Regions from separate parts of the Homo sapiens genome. Here region 1 is linked to region 2. Evidence: read pairs that join two places in POLR2A ChIA-PET (ENCODE). Cell type or tissue: IMR-90. All regions are shown on one strand. Links, peaks and the distances in the headings refer to the core of each region. The heading gives the core; the rest is flanking DNA.

Region 1 (2,917 bases), core at 241-2,740, 57 kb after region 2:
TGTAATCCCCACCCTTTGGGAGGCCAAAGCTGGAGGATCACTTAAGCCCAGAAGTGTGAAACCAGTCTGGGCAACATAGCAAGACATTGTCTCTACAAAAAAAAAAATTTTTTAAGTTAGCCAGGCATGGAGGCACACGCCTGTAGTCCCAGCTACGTGGGAGGCTGAGGTGGGAGAATGGCTTGAGCCCAGGAGATCGAGGGTGCAGAGAGCCATGCTTGCACCACTGCAGTCCAGCCTGGTGAGACAAAGTGAGACCCTATCTCAGAAAAAGAAAAGAAAATATCCTGAGTTGCAAATGCCCTGAATACACCTAACCTACAGGACATCATAGCTTAGCCTAGCCTACCTCAAACATGCCCAGAACACTTACATTGGCCTACAGTTGGGCAAAGTGATCCGTCCATACAGCCCACTGTAGAATATTGGTCATCCAGCCTAGTGATCCTGTGGCTGGCAGAGCTGCACTCACTGCTGCTGCCCAGCATCACGAGAGAGCATCGCACCACATATCACTCACCTAGGGAAAGATCAAAATCCAGCATTCGAAATACAGCTTCTACTGAATGCACATCGCTTTCGCATCATTGCTGAAGTAAAAAAAATTAAGTTGAACCTTCATAAGTCAGGAACTGTCATGACAATGTCATCTTTTCTTCTGGGCCCCACTCAAAACTGATAGCCTTTTAAGTTATTCAGAAAATGGGTCAGAGAAGAACATTGAAATGAGGTATACATTGCCTTCAAAATCCAAAACCACTGGGCATTGTGCCTCTTAGTGGTAGTAGGGCCCAGCTTAACATGCCCCAGACCGTTAGGCCCCCCAGAAGGTTCACTGAATGTTTGTGGGATTTATTTCCCACCCTCTGGCATACATATATCTCGTCAAGGTGGCTAGAATAGTTACTACTTCTAATCAGCATATTATCAACACATTAGATGAATGTGATGTCCTGTGGAGTAGAGAAGAGGACAAGGTCTCCACAAACTAGATGATGACAGATGACTGCGAATTGATACAGTCCTGAGTTTGGATAACGAATAGGTATTGCTAGCCCTGTCAGCTCAAAGCAAACTGCTTTTGATGGTCTTTACTAAAAATTGCTGAGGAAAAAAGCATTCATCAGATCAATAGCTGCATACTTTGCTCCAAGGGATGCATTGATTTGCTTCATGAATGAAGGCACACCTAGAATAGCAGCTGCAATTGGAGTCACAACCTAATTGAGTTTATAATAATCCACGCCATTCTCTTGGATCCATCTTGGATCTGCACAGGCTAGAGAGCTAAGCTGAATGGAAATCATCAGCTCTGTGTCTTTCAGATCATTGATTAGTGGTGGAACTAATTTCTGCAATCTCTCCAGGAATGCAGTGCTGCTTTTGGCTCACTGCTTTTATAGGTAGAGGCTAACATTTATATGGTTTGTCTTTTTTTTTTTTTTTTTGAATAGAGTTTCGCTCTTTTTGCCCAGGCTAGAGTGCAATGGCACTATCTCAGCTCACTGCAACCTCTGCCTCCCGGGTTCAAGCAATTCTCCTGCCTCAGCCTCCCAAGTAGCTAGGATTTCAGGCATGTACCACCATGCCCAGCTAATTTTGTATTTTTAGTAGAGATGGGGTTTCTCCATGTTGGTCAGGCTGGTCTCGAACTCCGACCTCAGGTGATCCACCTGCCTCAGCCTTCCAAAGTGCTGGGATTACAGGCGTGAGCCACCTCGCCCGGCCTCCATTTTTTTTCAATTCAGCATAATTTGTATTGTCTCTGAAACTCAGCTTCCTCATCTGTGAAATACAGATAATGATGCCAGCCTTACTTGTGTTCAGAGGTTGTTGTAAGACTCAAATAAGATTGTGTAAGCTAAAATACATTACAAACTGTAGAACCCTCTACAGGGTATAAGGAATAAGCGCTAGAATTATTATTACCTCCTTCCATCCCCTCTTATATAGAAAATTTAGATTATAGTCCCCTTGTTACTATTTCAATCTATGTTTTTTGTTGTTGTTTTTGTTGCAAGTACTTGGAATCCACTCAAAGTAGTTTAAGCATAAATATGGAATCGAATTTGAAAGATCCAGGAGTGTCTCAAGAAGCTCAGAATTCACAGGCAGGAAAGGCACTTGCGCATCATAAGGTGGTAGAAAAAGGAACTGAAAAGGCATTGGGAGCTGTGGCCATGAGAGTGCACTGCTCACATCTCTGAATGCAGGGGAGCGTAACATGGCCCCCTGCTGCTGGGCTATGAAATTCTGCCACTGCATTTGCACTGAGACCACCCTTCTTGTGAGCTGCTCCCACCCGGTGACTGAGTGCAGGCCTGCCATACTAAGGCAGGCCCATTTCTGGGATATGGGGACTCCTCTGACAGGTGGCTTTGGCACAAGCACACCTCATCAGCTCTTGCAGAGCTTTCTTAGAACTACACTACGTTCTAAGCTGGGCATGGTTAGGCATGTGTAGTCCCAGCTACTCAAGAGGCTGAGGGAGGAGAATTGCTTGAGCTCAGGAGTTTGAGGCCAGCCTGGACAACAAAGGGAGACTGTCTCTGAAAAAGAAAGAACTACACTGCGTTCTAACACCTCCTCAACCCAGCCCTCCTCCATTCCTGTCTCCTGGCAGGGGCTACACCTGCATTGCAGCTCTCCCAGGCTCTTCCGGCTTCCTGCTATTCGCTTCACAAGTGTTTTCCCAGCACATCTCTTGCACATTTAGTCCTATCTGGGCATCTTCTCAGAGGACTCAAACCTTAGGACAGGAACCTAAGTAATTCCTCTTTTGCAACTCCAAGTCTATGTGGACTCTTATTTTCTTTCTACTTTTCTACTTCCTTTCTGCTTTACTCTTTCACCCAACCCCTACCTAATCTTCTCAGCTTTTCCATTTATATAAAGAAAAATGTCTGACCCAGTTTCT
Region 2 (2,917 bases), core at 266-2,765:
TCTCCCCTTGTTCTAGATTGAATTGTATCCCTCTAAAATTCATATGTTGAAGGTCTAATCCCCAGTATCTCAGAATGTGACCCTATTTGGAGATAGGGTGTTACAGATACAGTTAAGATCAAGTCATAATGAAGTAGTGTGGTCCCTAATGCAATATGACTGGTGTCCTTATTAAAAGGAAATGTGGGCAACACGTGCATGCAGGGAACACAAAGGCAGGGACTGGGGTGATGCAGCTCACACGCCAGCAACCACAAAAAGCTGGGACAGAGTTCTAGAACATTCTCCCTCACTGCCCTCAGAAGGAGCCAGCCCTGCTCACACCTTGCTTTTGGACTTCCAGCCTCCAAAAATGTGAGACAATAAATTTTTATTGTTTAAGCCACTCAGTTTGTGGCACTTTGTTACAGCAGCTGATTATGACCAAACTAATACACTCCTCGTCCAGGGTGTTCTTAGGGTAGTTGGGAGTGGTTTTAAGGCTTTACGGCATGCATATTATGAATTCTAAAGATTTCTCCGAAAACTTCGCCAAGAAATTACACAGTGGAATGGAAAATGCATTGGATCCCAGAAGACCAAGGTTCTAGACCAGGGAAGAGCTGTGTGACTTGGAACAAATGCTAAGCTCTGAGCATCGTTTATAAATGAAAGATCTGTACCTGATGCCCTCTAAAGTGCCTTTCAGCATTAAACTACATTTGTTTAAATATTGGGCTCAATCCTGTCTAGGGAAATGCAAACTGAAATATACACACATACCCTGAACAGTCCCAAGCCCCCAAAAGCAGAGAACATTTTAAGAAAAAAATTTAAAAATAACAAAGTAAAGACCGGGTGCTGTGGCTCACACCTGTAATCCCAGCACTTTGGGAGGCTGAGGCAGGCGGATCACCTGAGGTCAGGAGTTCAAGACCGGCCTGGACAACATGGTGAAACCATATCTCTACTAAAAATATAAAAATTAGCTGGGCATGGTGGCATGCACCTGTAAGCCCAGCTACTCAAGAGGCTGAGGCAGGAGCATTGCTTGAACCTGGGAGTCAGAAGTTGCAGTGAGCCAAGATTGTGCCATTGAACTCCAGCCTAGGCAACAGAGCAAGACTCCAATGTCAAAAAACAAAACAAAACAAAACAAAAACACCAGACTGCGCAGGAGCTTGCTGACGAGCTCAGAAGGTGGTAGTGGGACAAATATAGCCAAGCGAATGCTCACCTGCCTGCATGATCACCACGAAACCCTGTGATTGGGCTTCCCATGTGTTTTGCTTACAGTGGAGATGACCCTGGTCGGGCTAGCAAGGCCTGACTCATCCTGCCAGCATGTATTTCTTGGACTGCTAAATGTGTCTTTCTCTTGGGAGCCTGGTTAGACACTGAGTTCAACCAACTCTGGTCTCTGACATGGTGGAGTTTCCCAGCCCACAGAACTGAGGTGCAGCTCCTGGGACACAGAAATGCACACAGCTGACCACTCCGGAGTCACCTGGGGACACCCCAACCTGCACCCACAAAGTTTCCCATTTCTGTATCTTCTTTTTTTTTTTTGAAACGGAGTCTCACTCTGTCGCCAGGCTGGAGTGCAGTGGCACGATCTCGGCTCACTACAACCTCCGCCTCCCAGGTTCAAGCGATTCTCCTGCCTCAGCCTCCCCAGTAGCTGGAACCACAGGTGCGCACCACCAAGCCCAGCTAATTTTTGTATTTTGTTAGAGACAGGGTTTCTCCATGTTGGCCAGGCTTGTTTTGAACTCCTGACCTCAAGTGATTCGCCCACCTCGGCCTCCCAAAATGCTGGGATTACAGGTGAACACCATGCACAGCCCACTTCTGTATCTTCTGTATCTTCTGATGGAAAGGGAAGATTGAACACATCGGAAAAAAGGAAACTGGATACCAAAACAGTTCCTTCTTCCTCTCCCATCACCTAAACTTTCCAAATGAATCCTGACCTCCAGATGTAGAACCACAGCCCAGGCAACTACAATCACTTGCGTATGGAAATGGGAAGTGTGCCAGATACTTGTGTTAATCTAGACAATGCTTGTGTTCCAACAGAGGAGCAAATTAGCCAACAAAAATATCAGACACAAGACGTTTAAAAGTAGAAACAGAAAGATATAAGAAAGAAAAAAACACACACACAAATAAGGGCAGGGACAGAAAGTGGATCTAGAAATGAAGCAAAAATACAAGTGCAGCAAGGCGTAGTGGCTCACCTCTGTAAACCCAGCACTTTGGGAGGCTGAGGCGAGCAGATTACGAGACCAGGAGATCAAGACCATCCTGGCCAACATGGTGAAACCCCGTCTCTACTAAAAATACAAAAATTAGCCAGGTGTGGTGGCACACACCTGTATTCCCAGCTACTTGGGAGGCTGAGACAGGAGAATCGCTTGAACCCGGGAGGCGGAGGTTGCAGTGAGTCGAGATCGCACCACTGCACTTCCAACCTGGCAACAGAGCGAGACTCTGTCTCAAAAAAAAAAAAAAAAAAAAAAAAAGCATGCCTGAGAGTCCTATTCCGGACACTGAGGCCAAGCAGATTTCTTCAGAGGGTCCTCAACAAGGACTAAATGTCTAAATTCCTGAAGAAAGAGGCACCGCTGATTGGAGATGGGCAAAGGCTATTAGGGTTTTCAAAAAGGGGATGAATTACAGGCCAATTGGCTTGATGTCGATGCCAAATAAATTCTACATCTACTGAGTTCTAGACTACTGAAAGTTCTAAAACATCTACTGGCGATTTTTCCCTTTTTAACTGAACCATTTGGTCCTTTGAAGTGATTCATTTAAAGTTATTTTCAGCTATAATTTGGCAAAGACTCCCAGCTGTCCTCCATTTCCATTCTCCCTTTCTTGCCCAGCAAATCACCTCTGAATTTTAACTGGGCACATAGCTGCTTAAAATATAAAT

What was found. Peaks named below come from ENCODE experiments on the same cell type or tissue, not always from the same donor. Only the 100,000 strongest peaks of a DNase experiment are listed, where the experiment ranks them.
Region 1: POLR2A ChIA-PET joins it to region 2 with 11 read pairs; 6 of 35 experiments call an interaction of 5 or more read pairs at or near these places.

The regions. Positions count from the first base shown.
Region 1 is chr2:96,231,815-96,234,731 of GRCh38, forward strand. The region is part of intron 1 of STARD7-AS1 (STARD7 antisense RNA 1); the gene reads left to right. Among named protein-coding and RNA genes, the nearest start is that of SNORA112, 19 kb to the left of the region's middle. RefSeq lists enhancers at 2,208-2,277, 2,288-2,437. In IMR-90, for the core only: no CTCF peak of the experiment used is centred there; no DNase peak of the experiment used is centred there.
Region 2 is chr2:96,174,843-96,177,759 of GRCh38, forward strand. No RefSeq gene overlaps it. Among named protein-coding and RNA genes, the nearest start is that of DUSP2, 31 kb to the left of the region's middle. RefSeq lists an enhancer at 1,148-1,327. In IMR-90, for the core only: no CTCF peak of the experiment used is centred there; a DNase peak (open chromatin) is centred at 1,289.